Linked DNA regions of Homo sapiens: region 1 is linked to region 2. Evidence: read pairs that join two places in POLR2A ChIA-PET (ENCODE). Cell type or tissue: HepG2. All regions are shown on one strand. Each heading gives the region's core, and the rest is flanking DNA. Links, peaks and the distances in the headings are about the cores only. Region 1 overlaps SLC22A23 (solute carrier family 22 member 23). Region 2 has its middle 24 kb from the start of SERPINB1.

What was found. ChIA-PET counts read pairs that join two places held together with the same protein. Peaks named below come from ENCODE experiments on the same cell type or tissue, not always from the same donor. Only the 100,000 strongest peaks of a DNase experiment are listed, where the experiment ranks them.
Region 1: POLR2A ChIA-PET joins it to region 2 with 6 read pairs; 1 of 35 experiments calls an interaction of 5 or more read pairs at or near these places.

Annotation. Positions count from the first base shown.
Region 1 is chr6:3,364,257-3,370,970 of GRCh38, reverse strand. The region is part of intron 3 of SLC22A23 (solute carrier family 22 member 23); the gene reads left to right. Among named protein-coding and RNA genes, the nearest start is that of SLC22A23, 89 kb to the left of the region's middle. RefSeq lists a silencer at 122-416 and enhancers at 122-416, 1-472, 5,706-6,206, 6,207-6,707. In HepG2, for the core only: no CTCF peak of the experiment used is centred there; a DNase peak (open chromatin) is centred at 4,180.
Region 2 is chr6:2,814,072-2,820,785 of GRCh38, reverse strand. No RefSeq gene overlaps it. Among named protein-coding and RNA genes, the nearest start is that of SERPINB1, 24 kb to the left of the region's middle. In HepG2, for the core only: no CTCF peak of the experiment used is centred there; a DNase peak (open chromatin) is centred at 2,651; H3K4me3 peaks cover 519 bases.

The DNA.
Region 1 (6,714 bases), core at 2,696-5,195, 550 kb before region 2:
TTCATTTTCGTGTTGTGGTATCTCTTGGAGATTAAGTAAAATAAAGTGATTCTAAAGAACAAGGCCACGTTGCTGGGAGCAGCTGAGTGGTAAATAAATCTCAGGTAGGAGCTGTTTTCAGGAAATTGAACACTTAATAGTCCCTGCTGCAGGTCTGCAGAGAAGTGAGTCGTGATGTCCTGGCTTTGAAAGTCCTATTGGTTTTAAGAGATCAATCAAGTTATTGAAGCCAAACCACAATTGACGTTTTCTCTGCATTAAATGTTTGCAAGGGAAGCAGGTGTAGGCACACTGAAGGTCATCGTGAGGACTTGCTCAACTTGGAGTTTGAGCTGGCCTTGGGCACACAGACCTGAGTCAGGTGAGAGGCACTGAGGGGAGCCAGGAGCTCCCACCACTGCATGCTGAAGGGGCTGGGCATGAGCTGCCCCGCAGGCCACCTGGCCACCGCCTCAAGGGCTGTGTGTGTATCTGTGGTTGCAAGGTTGCAGCACACCTGGAGGCTTCGTCTCCAGTGCGAGTGAGCCTTGCTTTCGACACCTGTGCAGAGAAAGCTTCGTACAAAGTGAGAGCCAGGCATGGGCCACCTGCCGTTGGAAGGCACATGCACCCCCACTGCCCCGGTGAGCCTCGCAATTCCTCAAAGACCCACAGTCAAGGCTCTCTGAAGCTTGTTTTAAGCATTTTAGTTGTACTGTTAAATAATTTCCCTTTCAGTCATTTCCCACAGAAGCATAATTCTTAAAAGGGTTTTTGCCTTCCTACGTATGGCTAACCTCTTTTTGTTTTTTGAAAGAAAATCCAAGGAAAAAATAAATTTAGGGAAAAAAAATTCCCAACCAGGAATTTTTTAATGGAAATGTATATTCCAAAAAGTGAAATTCAGCAAAGTCTATTGTAGCCGATTTTCTTATAGTCATCCTGATAAAATTGGATCTATTTTCTTATAATTTGCCGCTTCCTCCAAAAAGAGAAGGGTGATGCTCAACAAATCTTAATTGTGGTTACAGCATACTGAGTTTTTGTTTATTATTTTTTCTCTTGAATGTGGAGATATACCTAAATGTAAGGGAAATTTTCACAAGAAAAAATAGTCGTGCTTGAGATTCATTGAAAACCATTTCTAAAACTGAAGCCATGTTTACATGTGCGTGTGCACACACATTCTAAGCATGAAGCATTTCAACAGTTTTTGGGTTAAAATGCTTGTATGGACTAGTCCAGGGTCCCTATAAATAAGAACCTAAACATTTGTTTATTCCATTACTTTTTTTTTTTTTGAGATGGAGTCTCACTCTGTCACCCAGGCTGGCATGCAGTGGCACAATCTTGGCTCACTGCAACCTCCACCTCCCAGATTGAAGCCATTCTCCTGCCTCAGCCTCCTAAGTAGCTGGGATTACAGGTGCACGCCACCACGCCCGGCTAATTTTTGTATTTTTAGTAGAGATGGGGTTTCACCATGTTGGCCAGGCTGGTCTCGAACTCTTCAGTTCAGGTGATCCACCCGCCTTGGCCTCCCGAAGTGCTGGGATTACAGGTGTGAGCCACCGTGCCCGGCCTATTCCATTACTTCTAATCAGTTATCCATGGACTTTTAGAAAACATTTGTGGATGTGGATACTACTACCTTGAAGGGTTGGAGAAAAATTATAAGGAGGTGATGGTGACCTTTAGAGTGACCTTTAGAATGCTCAGGCTGTAGTCCTTTTTGTGCCACCATTTTTTTTAACCCTTTAGATTTAACTGGGCGAGCAGGGGACAAGAATTCACATGGTTTTTACCAGTTCCCTTCTGCCCAGGAATGTCACCACATCTTTAGACGAAATGCTAGAAGAAGACTAGAGGAATTATCAGCTGGGCTAAATTATTCATGAGAATATTAAGAAGGGAAAAAGTATTTTCATAAAAAAAAAAAAAGTAAACCTCACACAATAGTGACAGTCAGAATTAGGTTAAAAATAGAGCCATCTCTGGGAAAGACCATTGAATTTTAATTAGCTCATCACTCTGAGCAATTCTGGTGTGTCAGCGGGTTCTTCCTTGCCATATAGTCATTTTTATAGGTTTAAGTAAAAATAGGAACTGGTGCACAGCCTAAACAAGCTGCATAACGAACCCACCTTCCTGGCAACTCACATCTTGGAAAGAGGACGCCGCTGCCTGGCCTGATTGGACTTCCTCTCCTGTTTGGCATCTCTACTAATCTTGGCTGTCTTTCCTCACTCATACTGTTCTTGCCCACCCCCATCCCTTTCACAGCTAATGATTCCCCATTCTATTGGATTTGTGTGTGTGTGTGCATAACTTATTGCATTGGAGGATTTGTTTTAATTTCCCTGAAATCTTACAAATTAAATTGCCCATCCTTAACTTTTTCAGTTTTTCATCACTCTGACCCACTTTATGTTGAAATGTGGCCAATTTGACAGAAGCGAAAGCCCCTTCTAAGGCAGTACTTCTGAATCTTATGAATATTTTTGGGTCAGAGACCCCCTTCCAGAATTTGATGGCAGCTACGGGTCCTTCCCCTGGAAAAGCGCATATCTCTTACACACACATGCACACATGCATAGAGTTTCACATAAAGTTACAGAGGCCTCCCGTATCCCTGAACACATTCATGGATCCCAGGTTGAAAATTACATGGCCAAGGAGCAGCTCGGGTTGAGCATGGGGTGCAAGGGCCTCGCGGGGAAGCCTGGCCTACATCCTTGCCAGCACTGGGACCATGTGGAAGAGCAGGGTGTGAGGGGCTGGAGAGGGGAACGTATCCCCAAGATGCAGATGCCATCAAGCCCTTTGTCATGTAGGACCAAGGATTCAAATAAACCTTCTGTTTCCAGAAAGCAGCATTTGTCCAAAAGGGTGGGAAGTGAGTGGTTGTGACTTCCCAGCCCAAGGCCACCCTCCTTTGCTCTCTGCCTTCAGTCACCTTGACCTTGCTCAAGTCCAGTGATGGGTGCTGGGTCTCTCGGTCCGCTGGTGAAGACGCAGAGAGATGGACATTTCTGAATGAGGCTGAGACAGCAGAGAGGACTCAGTGTTCAGGAAAATGAGACTTGACCCAGTGAGAAAAGCACAGAGTCCAGTGTCGGGGTTTTTCCCTGTACTAAGCAGAAGGAAATGTTATTACTGATTTGAGTCCCAGTTGGGGTCACTGGGTGCATTGATGGAGGCTGGTTCCTCTTTTATTTCATGTGACTAGTCTTTAAGTGCTAACAAATAGTTAGGAGTTCTTCCACATAGAAGCCACTGGAAAACCTCACCTAGAATTCACTGTAAGCCCTTCTACCACCACTATGAGCTGTGTGACTTTGGGCAACCTAACTTACGTCCCTCAGGCTCCTCATCTGTGATGGGAACATGAGTGTTTTCCTCTCCGGACTGTAAAGTCATAGAGTAGCTGCCTGGCCCCTGCTATGCACTCTCTGAGACCCAGATGCATCTCAGTCACGACCAGGCTGCCAAGGAATGAGATACAGGTACTGCAGAAGCCTGTTCCTAAGGCAATGGGAGAACAACCCTGTAGGTGCCGTCACAGCCAGCTTGCTAACGCCCAAGATGATGGCATATTGGAATAGACATTTCCCATTACACAGTTAATCACAAGCAAAAAGACAGAGATGTTTTCAATGATGGCCAAAGAATAGGCTTTGAATACCCAACTAACTGAACCAGACTGACCCTTTATCCTGCCTCAAAAATTTGATTTCTGGACTGTTTTGGAAATGTACTTTGACCTTCTCTGGGCCATGAGACTGATGCTCTTGCCACTAATGCAGTTATAACCTCAGGGAAGCAGAAAGCTCCAGGGAAAAGAGCATTTCGCATTTCCTTTAAAATACACACACACTTCCCTCTAAAGGTTTGCTAGCAGATGTTTAGTGGAGACAGAAGGCATCTCGTCAGGAGTTGGTGGGGTGCTTGCAATGATTGATTGCCATGTTTGCATATAAGTAAGTTCTTGTTCATCTGCTCACTGCCTAAGACCTGGTGTTAATCCCCCCTGTCCTTCCTTCTGGAGGAAAATGATTTCTGCCAGGGGAGTTGAGTAACACTGACAAATATCAACTAAGTTTTCATTTTGAGTGGAGGATGGGGTAGGAGACAGAGGTCACTTGCTTGAACTAGGTCTTACCCACCATTGCTAGGATCCTGCCTGTCCAAGGTTCATGGTGGCTTCTGCTGGGGATGAGGTCGGGAGGTGAATTATTAAGCTCTGTGCTTTAAGTCGCTCTCTGAGGCTGATATTTTGGACTGATGTTTAGCTTATGAGAGTGGTCTGTGAAGTTTTGTGAACTTCAGCAATTACATAGATCGCATAGAAGTATTGTCCACATGAGATAGCTTGAATAGCAATAACTCAGGAAAAGTTAGTTTGCATATACTACTGGTAGTAATAATACTAATAAAGGAAGAAGTGATTTGTTGAGTCAGGAACTGTGCTAGGGACTGAGCTTGTATTAACCCATCTCCCCACAACACAGCGAGTTAAATAATTAACACCATTTAACAGAGGAGAATACCATGGCTCACAAGGTGGACCAAGACTACACAGCCCTAACGTAGTGACATCATACCTCATACCCTTCTCTTTCTTTCTTTCTTTCTTTTTTTTTTTTTTTTTTTTTTTTTGAGACAGAGTCTTGCTCTGTCACCCAGGCTGGAGTGCAGTGGTGTGATCTCGGCTCACTGCAACTTCCACCTCCCGGGTTCAAGCAATTCTCCTGCCTCAGCCTTCCTAGTAGCTGGGACTACAGGTGCATGCCACCATGCCCAGCTAAATTTTTTTTGTATTTTTAGTAGAGACAGGGTTTCACCATGTTAGCCAGGGTGGTCTCGATCTCCTGACCTTGTAATCCACCTGCCTTGGCCTCCCAAAGTGCTGGGATTACAGGCGTGAGCCACCGCGCCCAGCCATACCCTTCTCTTTCTGATGCTGACACCCATGGACCTTCCACTGTGTCTTCTGCTGGTGCATGATGACATGCACACTCCGATGCAGCATCATCACTGTGGCAAATTAAAGGAGCCAGAGAGAAATTAAGTGAAGAACAGACAAGAAACTAACAAGTCTTTGGTTAGCAAAGTATGTCGGCCAGAAGATAAAGTTTTCTGCTTTCCTTTTTCCTTCTGCTGCTGCTGTTTCCAGTAGACTTAAGGTTAAGGATGCATGCATTAAGGGCATGATGACTGTTTTTTAAATGTTTTAAAATTTTTAGGAGAAAAGACTGAACATATGGTTCAGCCCTTGTCTATAGGAACAACAGAAAAAAATATTTTTTAGTAGGATTCTCCTGGAAAATCCAAGAGGATCATTTCCAGAGTTATAGGTCTAATTTGCTTTCTTTAGTGTTAGCTCTTTGCCAGAAACACTATGAAATAGAGACTGTGCTACGCAAGGGCATCAGGTCCGCCCACTGCTCCATCTCCAGCACCTAAATGGTAGCACTCACTCACTCAGGCTCAGCCAGACCAAGTGCCTGCCTGAACCGCATCTACAAGCCAGTATTTTAGGAAATTCTGTTCTGTGTCAAAGCAGCTTCACTGTAGTCTACTCCTGTGTTTCCCCAAATTAAACAAAGAACAGAGGTCATGTCCGTCTGGAGCTAGGGCGGTTTATTTTGTTTGTTTGTTTGTTTTTTCGAGACAGGATCTCGCTCTGTCACCCAGGCTGGAGTGCAGTGGCGTGATCTTGGCTCACTGCAACCTCCACCTCCCGGGTTCAAGTGATTCTCCTGTCTCAGCCTCCCTGGTAGCTGGGACTACAGGTGCGTGCCACCATGCCCAGCTAAATTTTTTTGTATTTTTAGTAGAGACGGGGTTTCACCATGTTGACCAGATTGATCTCCAACTCCTGACCTCAGGTAATCTGCCTGCCTTGGCCTCCCAAAGTGTTGGGATTACAGGCGTGAGCCACTGCGCCCAGCCATAGGGCAGTTTATTGGTTAATAAACTATACAGCAGACACCTGTGCCTCATTCCCTCGGCCCTTTAATGTCCCCTTGGCTCCCTGGGGCTCAGATCATTCCAGGGACCTCTGCACTTTTTTGCCGTCCCCCTACCCCCTCTCCACCACACCGCCAGAGTGAGCTTTCCAAACCCAAACCTATGCCTCACTCTTCAGCTTCATGTCCACTCAGCTGCTCTGACTGTCCCCAGGCCAGATTCCAAGTCTTAACCTGCACGTCCCGGATGGTGGACAACAGTAGCTCATCTCCTGCCACTCTCCATGCTGCGCTTCTCCTGTCAGGTGCCTCCTGCTCCTGTGTGGCTGCCTCAGCTGGGAGCGAACTGCTCCCTCCAGCTGTGCCCTGCACGCGTGAGACCTCTCGCTGACCCTGGAAACACAGCAATAGGATCACTTCCCAATGCCCTCCCTCACCTCTGTGTTGAATTTAGATGCCTCCTGTGTGACCTCATCACATGGTGTGAGCAGGGCATCTGGGCCAGGTGTGACCTCATCACATGGTGTGACCTCACTTTTTTTTAAAGAAGGGAATGAATTTTTTTTTAAGGAGGGAACAAATATAAAAAATCTTTGTCCTAGAGTCAGAAAACCAAGGTTCAGGTCCTACAGTTGAGACCTTCTTAGCTCTGTAACTTTGAGTAATTTACTGTAGAGAGCTGATGTTGGTTCCTTGAAGTGTAACATGGGAATTGTGCCTATTACATCTTACCTAGTTGCCGTGAAAATCGAATGCACTCACC
Region 2 (6,714 bases), core at 1,558-4,057:
TCCTTTAGGACTAAAGTTCTATATTTGGCTTTTAGGTGGATACGAGTTTGTAGCAAATTCTAGCCATCTTTGGTTTTTCTTTCCCTAGCCTGCTGTTTTCTCTTGGATGTTAACAAACCCTTCTAGATATGAGCAATCCAGCACCAGTTAAGCAGGAAACCATTCTCTTCCTGAACAGTTGAACCACAGTTTTGTCATGATGATCCGTCAAACTCTCAGGAAGGCCTCTTTGCTTGTTACTTTTTAGAAAAAATAAAAGCTTACTTTTATTATATGTCAAAATCAGCACTGACATAGAAAACCCCAGTGAATAAAAGCCAAACAATTGCTTAATTTATTTTGCTAAGAATCACCAAGCCAGCAATCAAGTGGATCATGGGAGGAAAGTAAAAACCCTAAAGAAAATGAAAGGTGCCTGTGTTCCCCCAAACCTACCCACTCCCTGTTTCCTTTGGCTTTAGTTTTGAGCACAGCCCTTCCAAATTCCAATCTGTCACCCTGAGGAGGCTTTGCGTTGACATGATCAACAATGACATTGACATAGATTGAACTCTAAAAGGAAGATAATATCTCATACTACAAAGTGCTGAAGTGACAGGAACTTTTCTAAGTTCTAGGAGCGTATTTAATCCTCTCAACAATCTGATGAATTGGGTATGACCTGCGTCCTCATTTTACGGACGGTGACACTGAGACACACGATGTTAGGCACGTTGCCAACAGTCACAAAGGGCCAGGGTTCAACATAGACTGTCTGGCCCCAAAGCCTGTGCTCTTTTCTTTTTTTAATTTGTATTTACTTATCTATTTTCATCCTTTAAAAAATAATTTTATTTTGGATTCAGGGGTGCATCTGCAGGTTTGTTCCATGAATGTATTGCATGATACTTAGGTTTGGGGTGTGTGTATACCATATTTTCATTATCTAATCCACTGTTGATGGGCACCTGGGTTGAATCCATATCGTTGCTATTATGAATAGTGCTGCAATAAACATCCGAGAGCACGTGTCTGTCTTATAGATTGATTTGTTTTCCTTTGGGTATATACCCATTAATGGGATTGCTGGGTCACTTGGTAGTTCTGTTTTAGGTTCTTTGAGAAGTCTCCAAGCTGCTTTCTACAGTGGCTGAACTAATACACATTCTCACCAGCAGTGTATAAATTTTCCCTTTTCTCCTCAGCCTCACCAGCATTAGTTGTTTTTTGCAAAGTCTGTGCTCTTACCCACTTTACTGCCCCCAGCATAACTCAGGCTGGTGAGGGAGGTGTGACACTTCTTCATGTGCTTAAGGCAGCCTGTGGCAGACCAAAATCTACTACGCATCTTGAAGATTGTTGCTCAGATCCACGTATTAATGTTTCTGAATACTGGAAACTGTGCTCGTGGCTGGGGACCAGGAATAAGTATAGTGGAGTCCTTGCTGGCAAGGAGTCCTTTAACAGAGGAAAAAGACAGGGCAGGGTATGACATAAAGACCAGATTCTATTTGGAGCTGTTGACTCAAAGAGCAAAAGGAGATGGCCGTTAGCGTATCAGACATAGAAGCCATATTCCCCATGGGCAAAAATGAAGAATGTTCTGTAAGGGTCCTTCAAGCTATACCACCCTGTGGTCCTCACTAGTGTTCATGGTCCTGTTAAGGGATGGGACACACTGGCCAAATGCTGGTGATCAAGCCAGCAAAGCTTCACCAGGCAGGCAAAACAAGGTATCTGGCATAATTTGGATACATCACATCACTGCAGTTCATTGTGCTGAGTAAAAATATTACACACAGACCAGGTTTGTAATAAAAACAAAATATAAAAATACAAAAGCCACAAAATGTCCCAGCTGGCAGAGACTGCACTCCAAATGGGAGGGATCCTAGGCAGGAAGCACAGTTCATATTTATGGAACAGAACGGGACAGCTAGATGCTTTGGTTCTTTGGGGGAAGTATTTAGCCTAACCCAATCACAACATATATATTTTCTAACTCAGGGATTCATGAGTTATTTTCATAGATTGCTCATGGTTATTACCGAAGGTTGCTCTGTCTCTTTGAAACCAACCATGTTGCCGGGCAACAGCTTCCTTGTTGATTTCATTTCTCCTCTTATCATTGTCTCAGTAACTTCAGCAAATCTATCCATATTCTGCTCTCTCCCACACAAAATAAAGTCCCTTTACATTCCTGAATTATGAGGCAGCAGAAGTAAAAAGTGATAGATTCATCAAGCTTAATTATAAGATAAGATGCTGGATATTTTACTGCTATTTCTGCAGTCTCAGCTTTGGTTTGAGTTTGAAGCATTATGGGTCAAAATTCCTAATGATTTTTGAAAATGCCACCTGTGAGGTCTGTGGCAGAGCAAGCAGTTATACTGGGGGAAAGCAAAAATAAACTTTCAGCGTTCAGGTTCATGTGCTGTAAGTGATTTGGTCAGAACTGGATTTTCCTGGAGAGCAGGAAGGTTATGATAACCTTTGAATTTTCAACACAAATCAACAAGGCGTGTTTCCTTTTTATAGTGGTAAAAATGTTGGAGGATTTGGGAACACTGAGTGTTTATTGTACCTGAAACCAGGCTCATCTAAGCCAAGAAGAAATGTTGATAGTCTATAGCTGTTCCCGGAGGAGTCCAGTTCCTCTGCTTCCGGAGATCTTGCTTATGTAACTCTGACTAATGCCTGAAATTCCATGGCTAAGCTACACCCTGTTACCTTAAAATCTTGAGTCTTCTTTACTATAAAAATGCTTACTACAGGAATGATGGTCTTTAGCCACCTTTTACATCTTAGTAAAGATTAGTCATTTATATCTTTGTAGGAATGAAGAATCTGAGAGTGAAATATGAGTGGCAAGAAAGACAGAATGAAGGCACTGCACTCTGGATAAAATGACAAAATAACAGGCCTGAAGCACAGACTTTGGAGAAAACACTGGCCCTAAGACTGTCCCTAATTTGAGCACCCTAGTTTTCTAATGACTTACATAAATACCTGAATGCACAGATACCAGACAATACAGACTTATTTTGATTCCTCCTTCTTCTTCACCAGCACCCAATCCTCATCAACCACAAAGCTATAAAGAACTACAGATTCTCTTCCTCCTAAACCAATTCTAGTCCATGCACATAACAAAAGATCAAAATACATCGAGCAAAAACTGAAAGAACTGAAAGAAGAGACAGATAAACCCACTATTATAGTAAGAGATTGTAGTACATGTCTCTCAATAAATGAAAGAACAAACAGACAGAAAATCAGTAAAGATACAGAAGACTTGAACAACACTACCAACCAAATTGACCTCATTGACATGTATAGAACACTCTGTCTATCCAACAACAGCAGAATACACATTTTTCTCAAGGTACATGGGACACTGAGCAAGATACACCATATTTTGGACCACAAAACGAGTCTTAATACATTTAAAATTATACAAATCATAAAAAGTTTTTTCTGACCACAATAGAATTACAATAGAAATCAGTAACAGAAAGATATCTAGAAAAATCCTCTATGTAAAAACCAAACAATGCACTCTAAAGTAACCCACAGGAGAGGAAATGAAAATAAATCAAAAAGCACTTTGAAGTGAATTTAATTTTTAAAGTGAAAAAAATGACATATCAAAATTCATGGTATGCAGCTAAAGTAATGCTTAGAGGGAAATTAAAGTATCAAATGTCTATGATAGAAAAAAGAAAGGTCTCAAATTGATGATCTAAGCTTCTATGCTTAGAAGTTAGAAAAGAAAAATAATCCCAAAGTAAGGAGAAGAAGGAAATAATAAATATAAGAGCTGAAGTCAATCAAATAGAAAGCAGACTAAAAAAATAGAGAAAATCAACAAAGCTAGAAGCTGGTTCTCTAAGAATAGAAATAAAATTGATAAATCTCTAGCCAGATTGAACAGGAAAAAAAGACGCAAATTTCACATATCAGAAATGAAACAAAGGACATCACAAGATATTCTACAGACAATAAGAAAATATAATTACAAACTTTGTACTAACACTAATTCAACAACTTTGATGAATGAGTACATTTATTGAAATATAACTATCAAAGCTCACTAAAAATAAATCAATACCCTAACTATCAATTAAAGGAGTTGAATTTGTAACTAAACATCTTCCCATCAAGAGAACTCCAGGCCCAGATACTTTCATTGCTGAATTCTACTGAAAATTTAAAGAATAAATAATAATTTTATATAAACTCTCCCAGAAAGTTGAAAAGAATGAAACACTTCCCACTAATTATACAAGGCCAATATTACCATGATACCAAAACCAAAGACATTACAAGAAAGGAATACTAGACACTAAGATATATTATGATGCAGATGCAAAAATTATTAGTTAGATTTTAGCAAGTCAAACACAGCAATATACAAAAAGATAATACCTGGTGATCCAATGGGGTTTACCTCAGGAATGCAAGGTTGGTTTGACACTCAGAAATCAATCAAAGCACAATAAAAAAAATGAAGGCAATTCACCATATTGACAGATTAAAAACAAAATACTATGTTCATGACTATCTCAATATGATCATCTGGATACAGAAGAAGTGTTCAAAAATTAAACATCTATTCATACTAATACTCTACTTTCAACAATCTAGAAAGAGAAGAGAGGGCATCTCTTCTCTTTCTAGTGGCTCATACCTGTAACCTCAGCACTTTGAGAGGTGGAGGTAGGAGGATTGCTTGGGGACAGGAGTTGGAGACCAGCCTGGGCAACACAGTGAGACCCTCTCTTTACAAAAATTTTAAAAATTAGCCTGGCATGGTGGCTGCACCTGTAGTCCTACCTACTTGGGAATTTGATGTGGGAGGACTGCTTGAGCCCAGGAGTTCAAGGCTGCAGTGAGCTATGATTGCACTTCTGCATTCCACCCCGGATGACAGACTGAGACCCTGTCTCTAAATAAAAGAAAGAAAGAAAGAAAGAGAAGAGGACTTCCTAAACCTGATGAAGAACACCTACCAAAAAACCTACAACCTAACATACTTAATGGTGAAAGATTGAATACTTTCACCCTATGATCGAGAACAAGGCAAGGATATCTGTTCTCATCACTTCTATTCAACATCATATGGGGGGGTTTTAACCAGTGCCACAAAGCAAGAGAAAGAAATAAAGGCACCCAAATTGAATAGAAAGAATTAAAATAGCCTTTATTCATAAACAACATGACAATCTATGTAGAAAATCCTAAGGAATATACAAAAAGCTACTTAGCAAAGTTTCAGGATGAAAGGGCAATATGCAAAACATCAGTCATAGAATCATTATTTCTATACATTCACAATGAGCAGTCAGAAGTTGAAATTTAAAAATATCACTTGCACCAGCATCAATATAAGATACTTATTAAAAGTTTGACAAAATATATGTAAGATTTGTACACTGAAAACTGCAAAACAGCTCAAAGAAAGGAAAGAAAACAAAACAAAAATGATGAGAATTACCATGCCTGTTGACTGGAAGATTCAATACTGTTAACATGTGAATTCTCCCCAAATTGATCTGTTGATTAATACAATCCCAGTCAGAATCTCAGCAGGCTACTTGTGGAAACTGAAAAGCTACATCTAAAATTTACATGGAAATGCAAAAGACCTAGAATAATCATGTCAAAGCAACTTTGAAAAAGATGTAAAACGTTAGAGGCTTTAAAATATTTTATTATTATTATTTTTAGCAGAGGTGAGGTCTTGCTATGGCACCCAGGCTGGTCTCAAACTCCCAGGCTCAAGCAATCCTCTCATCTCGGCCTCCCCAGATGCTGGGATCACAAGCATGAGCCACTGTGCCCAGTCTAAAATGCCTTATTTTAAGACATGTTATAAAGATCCAGTAATCAAGGTAGTGTGATATTGAGATTAAGGATATATATATACACACATATATATATGTATTCTATATTATATATACACATGGGGCAGAATAGAGAGTCCAGAAATAGACCCACACATATACGGTCAATTGATTTTTAACAAATGTGCCAAGGCAATTCTATGGGGAAAGTAAAATCTTGTCAACAAATGGTTCTGGGACAATTTGACAGCCATATGCAAAAATATGAATCTCAACACTATTCCTTGTGTATAATTTTAATATGCAAAAATGAACTACAGAATGAAGCATAGACCCAAATGCAAGAGCTTAAAAAAGCATAACTTCTAGAATAAAATATATAAGAAAATCTTAGTGACACTGGGTTTGTCAAAGAAATCTTCAGTATGACATAAAACAATCAAACTATTTTTTTTAAAAACAGTATATTGGATTTTATCAGAACAAAAAAACTCTTTTCTCCTCAAAAGCAAGCCATAGACCAGGAGATAATATTTGCAAGACATATATTTGACAAAGGACTTGTATGTAGACTGTATAAAGAATACTACATAATAAGAAGACAAACAGCCCAATTTATTTATGTTTTTAATTTTTATTTTTATAGATGTATGGGGTACAAATGCAGTTGTGTGATACAGATTTATTGCATAGTGGTGAAGTGTGGGCTACTAGTGTACTCATCACCCGAATAGTGTCCATTATGCCCAATACGTGGTATTTCATTCCTCACACCCTTCCTACCTTCCACCTTTCTGAGTCTCCACTATCTATTACTCCACTCTGCATGTCAATGTATATGCACTTTTTAAAAAATGGCCAAAAGATGTGAACAGACACTGCATCAAAG